Regions from separate parts of the Mus musculus genome. Here region 1 is linked to region 2. A link is a contact called in ENCODE Hi-C data. All regions are on one chromosome and are shown on one strand. Each heading gives the region's core, a stretch centred on a gene start or an enhancer-like site at or near the end of the contact. The rest is flanking DNA. Distances are from core to core; before and after follow the strand shown.

Region 1 (6,150 bases), core at 3,445-5,944, 59 kb after region 2:
GCCGAGGCAGGGCCACAGTGAGTTTAAGTGAGAATGCTCTAGAACAAGATATATCTGGAAACCAACTTTCTTTATGTTCTTAAGGGCTATAATTCCCTGGGTGAGATCCCTCACTTAGCTGTTAGGGGAATGGCACTGCTGACCACCAGTGATGACTTGTCATGGAGGACTCTTAAATGCCCATGTGGCCATCCTGGCTCAGGTCCTGGATACACAGTTGAGGAAGGAATAGAAGTGACACTAAACATGGTGTCACTGGGGGGTCAGGGAGGGTCTGGGCAGTGACTGAAATGTCAGGCCTTGACTCTTTCACCTCCTTTGCCCTGAGCTTCTCATCTTCCCCAATTAGGTCTAAAATGAAGGTCATCATTTCTCCATTTGCCTGATGTTTTCTCCTACACTGTCCCCAAAGAGTCTCTTCTAAGGAGTCTACTTGTTGAGTGCATTCAGGGAATTCCTACTGGGAACAGAAATGGCCCTTTCCCAATTCTCCTGGGAAGGCTAAGAGAGAAGGCAGGATCATAAAGTCACTGCAGCTTGTACTACAAGGAAAAGGTTGACAAGTCTGAGACTCAGTTTGTTGCGCAGGTTCATCACTCTCAGAAGACAAGCCTAGCCTGCTTGGAGACTCAGCTGGCTGAACTGTCAGAAACCTTGGATATGTTCTGCATTCTTGGCTGCCTTCAGTATCACATCTCGGGATCCAGTTGTTTAGGGGTTTTCCTGGTTAATCTCTTCCACAAGAGCAAGAAGCAGCCATTCATTGACACCTAGTTTGACCCATGAGTGGTAAGTTGGTCACTAGTCTTGGACTTCCTGGTGGGATGCAGGAATCACATGAAGCTGAAGATCAGAAGTAGCCGGACCCCCCACCCTTTCAACTATGTAAATATCACCATAGACTTGCTTCCCTGCCTCTCATTGCCTGTTCTTCTTCCTTCACCCTGGTCTACCTCACCCACATGCCCTTTATTCCTTCCTGTTCCTCTTCCTTCCTTCTTTATACATTTACTATTTCCTGACAGTTTATTTCCTGTCATGCTCTACGTCGGTACTAGATATAAAGATACAATATTGTTCTGAGCTCAAGGATCATATGTGAGGCTGAAGCCTTAGCCATGAGAACAGTGAAGGTCTCTTAGAAACAGCCTTCCAACGTGCAGGGGGATAACAGGATGTGCACTTGTGGCACTTTGGTTTTGACTGTGGGATGGATCTCAGGCTGCTCGAGCTGGTTGTCTTGCTCTGTAGGTGATGCTACACTTCAGATTCTCATTTTCAGCACTCTAGAGGTAGGAATGTATGTTGTTTTTTTTTTCTTTCTGAGACTGAGTATTGCCAGATAGCCCAATTTTGGGTCTAGAATTCATAATCTGGCTGTCTTTGCTTTCAAAATGCTGTGACTGATGATCTGTATCACTAGGCATAGTTGAATATTATAAAGGAAGACACAGACTTGTATGACAGGCAAGTCAATAAAGACTTTGACCAAATTATTTTCCTCTGTCTCTATCTATTTATGTCTCTGTCTGTATCTGTCTCTCTTTTTCTGTACTTTTGTCAGTCAGCTAGTCATTGAGTCGTGCAGTCTCTGTGTGTGTGGCTGTTTCTTTGTGTCTCTTCCTATTTCTGAGTCTCTGCCTTTCTGAGTCTCTGTCTTTCTTTGTCTCTGTTTGTGTCTCTGACTCTCTCTGTTACATACATACATAGAAAGAGAGAGAGAGAGAGAGAGAGAGAGAGAGAGAGAGAGAGAGAGAGAGAAGAGGAGGAGGAGGAGATGATGATGACAAGGATGAGAAATAAGGAGACGGAGAAGAAGAAAGAAGAAGAAGAAGAAGAAGAAGAAGAAGAAGAAGAAGAAGAAGAAGAAGAAGAAGAAGAAGAAGAAGAAGAAGAAGAAGAAGAGTTTTAATCAAAACTTACTTAGCTCCAAAATACTTAGAGTTTACCAAATCCCTTCCCATTGTTTCATTCTGCCTTTCAATGCATCCACCAGATCTTCACACAGGCATACACTAGGGAAATCTCCCCAGGAGAGCTGGTCTGTGGCTAGTCATCCACCTCTGTCCTAGGAGCTCTGGTCTGTGCTCAACTAGATGGACACTGTGAAGACTTTACCTTCACCGCCCACTTGAGAGCCCATTTGCCAGAGCAGAGAAGGTAATGACTAAAAGAGTCAGGCTCTGAGGCTGGACCATCCGAACTCCAATTTCTCCCATGGCGACCTTGTAATCTGGAACAAACTGTCCTCTCTGGACCTTAGATTTCTACATATAGCACATGAGTAAAATCCTTCCTCCAGTGAATTGATGTTATGTTAGCCTAAAGCTAGTAGAAGAATGGCTGGCATATACAAATTACCCAAAAATATTAGGTTTTTTTTTAATTACAAAGGTAGGGGAACACACATGCTGCTACACTCTACCATAGATAGTTTGTTCTTACTTGTCTGGGAATTCAGTTACTAGGAGAAGAAGGAAAACCCCTCTAGAAGTCTTCAGATTTTATCTGGCTAATGAACAAGAACTACAGGATTTATCCTACCTGAGTTGGGTCTGGGAGGTGGCAGCACAGCAGGCAAGGCTTCCTGGCCAAGCTGAGTCCTGCTGTGTGGGCATCACTGGGCAGGTGTTGGTCCCCACTCTATAGTGAGGTGCTAGGTGCGTGCCTTGCAGTTTGAGAGAAGCAGAGGTGTCCAGGATATCCGGAGCTTTTGCATAGAGACTTGAGAGTGGAGAGAGAGGAATGGAGAAGACAGCTGTGTGTTGTGATTGGAGTCTTCAGTGAGTAGAGCATTGGGGTTTACTATTGTCATTGTGGTAGGTGAGTGGTGTAGGGAGCCTCAGGGATGACAGGAGCCTGTGTGGCTGTTTACACTGTGGTCTCACAGCTTCTCAGTGCTTATTGAGATAGCCACATTGCAGAAATATCCTTTACATTAATTAATTTATATTTATTTATTTATTCCTTTTTCTATTGGGAAGTCTGTTTTTTTGTAAGGCTCCTCTACAAATAATTCCTTGTAAGAATCTTTGGAGTAATTCTTTTTTGATACTGTCTGATTTATTGCTTTTTTTGTCTGGGGAAACTATTTTATATTGCCTTCTTAAAAGAATCTTTACCCACTAAAGATAAAAATACTCCATTGGTTTTGATTCTAAAATTTGGTTGTTTTATAACCGTATTTTAAACCAGTGGTAGACCTGGAATTGAGTCTTGTGTGTGCAGAGGGAGGAGGATGTGATACAGAAAGGAGAGTTTTCATCAATGAATACACACACAATCCACCAGCATCTATTGGAGATACTATGGTAGCTCCTGGCCACTGTAGAATGCCTTCCATCAAAAACCATTTGACTGTTGTGGGGGTCTGTGTCTGAATTTTTTCTGTTCTGTTCTGTTCTGTTCTGTTCTGTTCTGGTGTTTTTGGTTTTTGTTATTGACTTTTTGTTTTGAAAATGGTGTGGGGTGTGGGGTGTGTGTGTGTGTGTGTGTGTGTGTGTGTGTGTGTGTGTGTGTCTTGCATGCTGGCACTGTCCCCCAGCACAGGAGGGAATCAATCTTCTCCTTCTACCTTGTGGCTTCACAGATTGCACTGGGGCCATTGGGCTTGGCCTCAGGCCAACTTTCCTGATGAGCCATGTTCTCATCCCTCACTGATTTATTTTTAGTGTTATAAATTAGCTATTTATAGTGCCTCATGTAACTCAGGTTAGCTTCAAACCCATTATGTGGCCTAGGACTGAATGTTCTTCCTCTACATCTTCATGTGCTGGGATGACAGATGTGTCAGCACCATATAGAGCCTGTGTAATCTGAACAGAGAGTCAAACTCTAATGAAGAGGCTGTTGCATAAAGCATGTGCAGTCTATTAGTGCAACCACCTGACAGAGTTTGCATGAAGAGGACACCATGCAGGGAAGACATTGCCTGTTCAGGGCTGGACTGTAGACACAGCTGACGCAGAGCTATAGGCAGTGCAGGTTGGAAGTGCTAGGACTACAGTTGCTGTGCAGGTAATGGGGACAATGTGGCACTCGTCATGCTGGGTCCAGTGAGACCACATAATTGAACACTGCCAGTCATGACATGTCTGCTACCTTTCAAGACCAGGGAGGACTCAAGACCAGGGAAGAAAGACTAAAGAACAGCAAGGAAGAACTTTAGCAGCTACAGAAGATCTTTCCTGCTCTTGGTGCAGCTTAGGGCCTCTTATGTCCCTCTGGTAATGAAGGCTCAGGTTGCACAGCTGATTCAGAAAAAAGGTGCCTTGGTGCGAAGAGAGACCACTTATACACAGGACACAGGCTCTACAAGGTGGATAACCACTTCAGGTCTAGGGGCTTCTGAGGCATGTGTTCTTGAGTGGGTGAGAGATTAATGCACACAATAGAGTAGAATGAGTGTATGAGGCAGCACAGGACATACAATGCGTTATGAGGTGTTTCCAGAGTTATGTGAGATACTTTAAATAGTCACAGTACTCTCAAGACATGAGTATCACCAGCCCCGTTTTACAGATGAAGAGACTGAGGGGTTGTTAAGCAACTTGAGAAGAGTGTACAGAAACTTAGCAGTAAGCTCAGAATAACCACCCCAGTCTTCTGGCCTCTGCAGATACCAATCTTCTGGGCTGCACTGTTTCAGGTGTTACATATATGGCTGGAAGCCTCTCACAGACCTTGCATTTTGGATGATTCCAGGGCAAAACCAAAGTTGGGTTTCTGAGTTCATCCTGATTGGCTTCTCCAGTGACCCCACGACCAACAGCATCCTCTTCATTGTCTTTCTTCTCATCTACCTGAGCTCAGTCCTGGGCAATGGGCTCATCATCATGCTGGTCTGCCTGGACACACAGCTGCACACTCCCATGTACTTCTTCCTCTCTACCCTCTCCCTGTTGGATATGACCTTTGTTACCACCACCATGCCCCAGATGTTGGTGCATCTTCTTGCTCACTCTCAAACCATCTCCTTTACTGGCTGCTGGCTGCAGATGTTTATGTTCGGTGGCCTGGGTATAACTGAGTGCACCTTCTTTGTTGTCATGGCTTATGATCGTTATGTGGCCATTTGCTATCCACTGAGCTATACTGTCATCCTCAACTGGGGCCTCTGCATACGGTTGGCAGCAGGGTCTTGTATTTGTGGTTTCTTTTCCTCTTTATTGCACACTTTCTTCACCATGAGTCTGCCATATTGTGGGCCCAACAGGGTCAACCACTACTTGTGTGAAGGTCCTTCAGTGCGTAGCTTGGCTTGCATGGATACCCACATCATTGAGATGGTGGACTTGGTCTTGAGTGTCTTTTTGGTCGTTACTCCAATCTCCCTCATTGTGGCCTCCTACATTCGTATTGCCATGGCAATTCTCAAGATCAAGTCCACAGAGGGCCGCTGCAAGGCTTTCTCTACATGTGCCTCCCACCTGACTGTGGTCACATTCTTCTATGCTCCAGCCACTTACACTTACTTGAGGCCCAACTCCAGTTACTCCCCTGAGAGAGACAAGCAGATCTCACTCTTTTACAGTGCTTTTACACCATTGCTCAACCCTGTGGTCTATAGTCTGAGGAACAAAGACATCAAGAGGGCATTTCTCAAGGTGATGGGTTATGGCAGGTGTGCCAGTGGACCAGGATGGTGATCCTTTGATAAACATTGGATAAAATGTTCTTTGCTTAATACTGAAACAGTGCATTTGTTTTATGTGAGCAAAATTGTGCATTTTATACAACATATAACTTAGGACAACATTCCTGAAAGACAGCATGCTGTATTGATAGGTGACTATACCACAGTTAAACAGAAAACATAAATATTACTGATTCTGCATGCAAAGACTCCCTTGGGGCTCACTTTCATTAGTGGTAGATTGCAAGTCTCCTTGTGTAGTCAGGCTGAGATCCATCCATCATTAACAGAAGCAAAGGAATAGTGGATACAGCCTTTAAACCTAAGCTTCTCAATAGTGATCCCCACATCTGTGCACGCATTATTCTGGCAAGGAGAGCATCATGGTCCAACCTGACAACAAGATGTTGGGATTTACTTTACTTCCACAGAGAAGCAATGAAAGTCATGTGACACTGGACTGGTGTGTACTCTTCCTATACAGGCAAGTGAAAAATTAGCAGCAGTTTTGCAAC
Region 2 (5,902 bases), core at 2,421-4,920:
AAAATCAGGGATTAGACAAGGCTGCCCACTCTCTACCTACCTATTCAACATAGTACTTGAAGTCCTAGCCAGAGCAATACAACAACAAAAGGAGATCAAGGGGATACAAATTGGAAAGGAAGAAGTCAAAATATCACTATTTTGCAGATGATATGATAGTATATATAAGTGACCCCAAAAATTCTACCAGAGAACTCCTAAACCTGATAAACAGCTTCAGTGCAGTAGCTGGATATAAAATTAACTCAAACAAATCAGTGGCCTTTCTCTACACAGAGGATGAACAGGCTGAGAAAGAAATTAGGGAAACACCCTTCACAATAGTCACAAAAAATATAAAATACCTTAGTGTGACTCTAACTAAAGAAGTGAAAGAGCTGTATGACAGGAACTTCAAGTCTCTGAAGAAAGAAATTGAAGAAGATCTCAGAAGATAGAAAGATCTCCCGTGCTCATGGATTGGCAGGAATAATATAGTCAAAATGGCTATCCTGCCGAAAGCAATCTACAGATTCGATGCAATCCCCATCAAAATTCCAACTCAATTCTTCACTAAATTAGAAAGGGCTATTTGCAAATTGATCTGGAATAAAAAAAAAAAAACCCTAGGATAGCAAAAACTATTCTCAACAATAAAAGAACCTCTGGTAGAATCACCATGCCTGACCTCAAGCAATTGTGATAAACACTGCATGGTACTAGTACAGCTTGCTTGTACTAGCACACCATGCCCAACTACAGAGCAATTGTGATAAAAACTGCATGGTACTGGTACAGCGACAGACAGGTAGATCAATGGAATAGAATTGAAGACCTAGAAATGAACCCACACACCTACGGTCACTTGATCTTTGAACAAGGGAGCTAAAACTATTCAGTGGAAAAAAAGAGGGCATTTTCAACAAATGGTGCTGGCACAACTGGCGGTTGTTATGTATAAGAATGCGAATTGATCCATTCTTATCTCCTAGTACAAAGCTGAAGTCTAAGTGGATCAAAGACCTCCACATAAAACCAGAGACACTGAATTTTATAGAGGAGAAAGTGGGAGGAAAGCCTTGAAGATATGGGCACAGGGGGAAAATTCCTGAACAGAAGAGCAATGGCTTGTGCTGTAAGATCAAAAATTGAGAAATGGGATCACATAAAATTGTAAAGCTTCTGTAAGGCAAAACACACTGTCAATAAGACACTAAGGACAACAACAGATTGGGAAAGGATCATTACCAATGGTAAATCTGGTAGCAGACTAATATCCAATAAATACAAAGAACCCAAGACGCTGGACTTCAGAAATTCAAATAACCCCATTAAAAATGGGCTCCAGAGCTAACCGAAGAATTCTCAACTGAGAAATACCAAAGGGCTGAGAAGCACCTGAAAAATGTTCAACATCCTTAATCATCAGGGAAATGCCAATCAAAACAAACCTAAGATTCCACCTCACACCAGTCAGAACGGCTAAAATAAAAAACTCAGGTGACAGCAGATGCTGTCGAGGATGTGGAGAAAGAGGAACATTCCTCCATTGCTGGTGGGATTGCAAGCTTGTGCAACCACTCTGGAAATCAGTCTGGCCGTTCCTCAGAAAATTGGACATAGTACTACCAGAAGATCCAGCAATACCTTTCCTGGGCATATGCCCAGAAGATGCTCCAACTTGTAATAACGATACATGCTCTACTATGTTCATAGCTGCCTTATTTATAATAGCCAGGAGCTGGAAAGAACCCACATGTCCCTCAGCAGAGAAATGGATACAGAAAATGTGATACATTTACACAATGGAGTACTACTCAGCTATTAAAAACAATGCATTTATGAAACTCTTGGGCAAGTGGATATATCTGGAGGATATCATCCTGAATGAGGTAATCCAATCACAAAAGAAGTCACTTGATATGCACTCAGTGTTAAGTGGATATTAGCCAAGGAACTTAGAATACCCAAGATACAATTTGCAAAACACAAGAAAATCAGGAAGAAGGAAGACCAACATGTGGATACTTCATTCCTCCTTAGAATAGGGAACAAAATACCCATGGAAGGAGTTACAGAGACAAAGTTTGGAGTTAAGATGAAAGGATAGACCATCCAGAGACTGCCCCACCTGGGAATACATCCTATAATCAGTCATCAAACACAAACACTATTGCATACGCCAGCAAGATTTTGCTGAATGGACCCTGATATATCTGTTTCATGTGAGCCTATGCCAGTGCCTGGCAAATACAGAAGTAGATGCTCACAGTCATCTATTGGATGGAACACAGGGCCCCCAATGTAGGAGCTAGAGAAAGTACCCAAGGAGCTGAAGGGGTCTGCAACCCTATAGGTGGAACAACAATATGAACTAACCAGTAACCCCAGAGCTCGTGTCTCTAGCTACATATCTAGCAGAAAATGGCCTAGTTGGCCATCTTTGGGAAGAGAGACCCCTTGATCTTGCAAACTTTATATGCCCCAGTACAGGGGAATGCCAGGGCTAAGAAGTGGGAGTGGATGAGTAGGGGAGCAGGGCTGGGGGAGGTTATAGGGGACTTTCGGGATAGAATGAAACGTAAATGAAGAAAATATCTAATAAAAGATTGAAGGAAAAAAAAAAGCAAAGGCACTGACTCTTTTTAAACAAAGACCATTTTATCCAAAGTTTATCTAAGGATTCACCATTGTGGTCCACGGGTCCACCTGCCATAAAACATCACCTTGAGAAATGCCCTCTTGATGTCCTTGTTTCTCAGACTGTAGACCACAGGGTTGAGCAATGGTGTAAAAGCAGTATAAAAGAGTGAGATCTGCTTGTCTCTTTCAGAAGAGCTGCTGGAGTTGGGTCTCATGTAGATGTAAGTAGCAGGAAGATAGAAGAGTGTAACCACAGTCAGGTGGGAGGCACAGGTAGAGAAAGCCTTGCAGCGCCCCTGGGTGGACTTAATCTTGAGAATTGCCTTGGCAATATGAATGTAGGAAGCCACAATGAGGGAAATTGGAGTAACAACTACAAAAACACTCAAGACCAAGTCCACCATCTCTACAAAGTGAGTATCCATGCAAGCCAAGCTACGCACTGAAGGACCTTCACACAAGTAGTGGTTGACCCTGTTGGGCCCACAATATGGCAGACTCATGGTGAAGAAAGTATTCAATAAAGAGGAAAAGAAACCACAGATCCAAGTCCCTGCTGCCAAACGTATGCACAGGTCCCAGTTGAGGATAACAGTATAGCGCAGTGGATAGCAAATGGCCACATACCGGTCATAAGCCATGACAACAAAGAGGATGCTCTCTGTCATACCCAGGGCACCAAACACGTACATCTGCAGCCAGCAGCTAGCAAAGGAGATGGTCTGAGAGTGAGCAAGAAGATGCACCAACATCTGGGGCATGGTGGTGGTGACATAGCCCATATCCAACAGGGAGAGGGTAGAGAGGAAGAAGTACATGGGAGTGTGCAGCTGTGTGTCCAGGCATACCAGCATGATGATGAGCCCGTTGCCCAGGACTGAGCTCAGGTAGATGAGAAGGAAGACAATGAAGAGGATGCTGTTGGTTGTGGAATCACTGGAGAAGCCAAGCAGGATGAACTCAGAAACCCAACTTTGGTTTTGTCCTGACATCCTCCACATGGTAGAGACTGTAAGAGAATCCATTATTCTATGTGTTGTCTGACACATGGCAGCAGTAGAGGCAGAAAGGGGAGATATAGGCTGAGGAGATGGTTCAAACATGAAGCACTGATGCTGTTCCAGGGTACCAGACAGCTCAAAGCTATCTAGGTCCACTTCTCAGGAGCCTGATGCCCAGCTCTTACCTCCGCAGTCCAGACACACACTTGGTGCATAAGCATGCATATACGCAAAATCCATATACATAAAATGAAGCACAATAGTTTTTATTCAAAAATAAATAAAGATTGCAATGTGGCTTCTAAGCTCTGTGATCAGTTCCTGTACACTCTTCTCACGTTACTGAAGCTCCCAGTGGCGCAGTCTCTTCAGCTATCTAATGAAGCTGATTACAGTCATGACTTGGGATTATGAGGAATATCTGAAGCATCTCATGTAACTCCTGGAAACACCACACAACACATGACAGGTCACATGTTGTCTCACACACTCGATCTGTCTCTGGGAAGGCAAAGAAAGGGGATCCCTGAGTGAGTGCCCTAGTGACACTGAAATGATGTGCACTGGGTTCAACTGAGAGATTCTACCTCAATGAATAAGGTGAGAGCAATTGAGGAAGAATCCCATGTCAGACTCCAAACACACTCACACACACTTACACAGACACACACATGCACACTTTTGCATACACATATGCACACACACACAGCCAACCACACACACATACACACCAAACATATGCAAAAAAGAGCAAACTAACAGATGAAGCAAAAAGTACCTGTGTGAATTAGACACAGGCCCCCACACATACAGACATAATAGTAAGGATAGATATGTTTGCATGAAATATGCTGCAGACATTGTAGTCTTCTCAGGGAATGCTGGTGGATCCTGACATTATTCAAGCAGGAAAATTCTTTCTTCCTTTTTAACTTCCATATCCCTTTACCCACAAAAAGTCAATTCTGGACATACCGTAGATTTGAGTGGTAATTCTAAAAAAATTAAATGTTTAGAATCAAACCTGATAAATATACGTATCATTTTAGGGTATGAGAAGGTAAAATTTCTTTAAGAGAACTTTCCATGGAGGGAAAAAATAATGGTAAGCAATAAAACCAAAAACGAAGAACTCAAAATATTTGTAGAAAGACTTAAAGAAACAGAACTTCGGATGCTCCAGGAGAACAGAGAACACTATTGAAGGCATTTCACGGAGGCAGCTGTCTATTGGGCACTGATGAGGGTAAGAGGTTCTCAGCTCCATCACTCATCTGGACATTGCAGAGGACACCACAGAGCCACGCCCACCTCTGCTTCTCAAGCTCACATCCCCACGCACCTACCAGCATGGCTGCAGTAACACGTGTCTAGTATCAACAAGGGTAACTAGATCCAACAGTGGAGAAAATTAAAGTAATCCCTTTAGTGGTGTTTGGATGTGCTCCCTAAGGTTAAGCACACTCAATGCATTGTCCAACGATACCAATATTAAGTATAATTCTGAAACAATATGTAAGCACATAGCCATATACAAATGTATGATCAAGGAAAGACATGTTAAGGAGATTTCCAAACACTACTCTAAATAGTCTGAAGTAGGACTCCACTCATATGCTGATGAGAAAGACAGTGCTTAAGGCAGGCGTTGCTTTTGATGGGAGTAGAAACATGAAAGAGACTTGAAGCCATCCCCAGCCTTCACTTTCTGTGTCCTGATCCTTTCTCCTGACCAGTCACTGCTCATCACCATCACAGCTGTCCTTTTTTTCACCCAGGTCAGGAGGCCATCTTCTCCTCTGGTATTTTTGTATCTGTTTCCATGTGACTCTTACCTCTAAATTATCCTTCCTCAATGCTGTTTTTCTTTTTTTTAATTCAAATAATTTTTCAGGGGCTGGAGAGATGGTTCAGCAGTGAGGAGCACTGACTGTTCTTCCAGAGGTCCTGAATTCAATTCCCAGCAACCACATGGTGTCTCACAGCCATTTATAATGGGATCTGATACTGCCTTCTAGTATGTCTGAAGACAGTGACAGTGTATTCGTTTAAAAAAATAAGTCTAAAACATATCTTAACAACTTTTTTTTGTACAATACACTTTAACCATATTCTTCCCCTCCCCCACTTCTCCCAGATCCTCCACACTCAGCTTCGTGTTCTTTCTCCTCCCAAATTCTCTTTCAAAACAAAAGATAAAAAAGAAACAACAAAATCTAAAAAACAACCAAAACCTACAACAACAAACAATACCTACAAGAAAGAAACCAGCAAGCAAA

Evidence for each region. A loop is a pair of places that touch in the nucleus more often than their neighbours do.
Region 1: a map of mouse trophoblast stem cell shows a loop between it and region 2 (1.9-fold over the local background). The contact joins the promoter of Olfr1331 here to the promoter of Olfr1335 in region 2. A Hi-C loop is called at or near these places in 4 of 37 maps with a recorded cell type or tissue (Patski, left cerebral cortex and mouse trophoblast stem cell).

What each region holds. Positions count from the first base shown.
Region 1 is chr4:118,864,089-118,870,238 of GRCm38, forward strand. It overlaps Olfr1331 (olfactory receptor 1331), which reads left to right and starts at 4,695. Exons shown (of 1, transcript NM_001011856.2): 1 at 4,695-5,648. The coding sequence starts at 4,695. The coding sequence ends at 5,648.
Region 2 is chr4:118,806,192-118,812,093 of GRCm38, forward strand. Olfr1335 (olfactory receptor 1335) reads right to left here and starts at 3,671. Exons shown (of 1, transcript NM_207703.1): 1 at 2,664-3,671. The coding sequence starts at 3,671. The coding sequence ends at 2,664.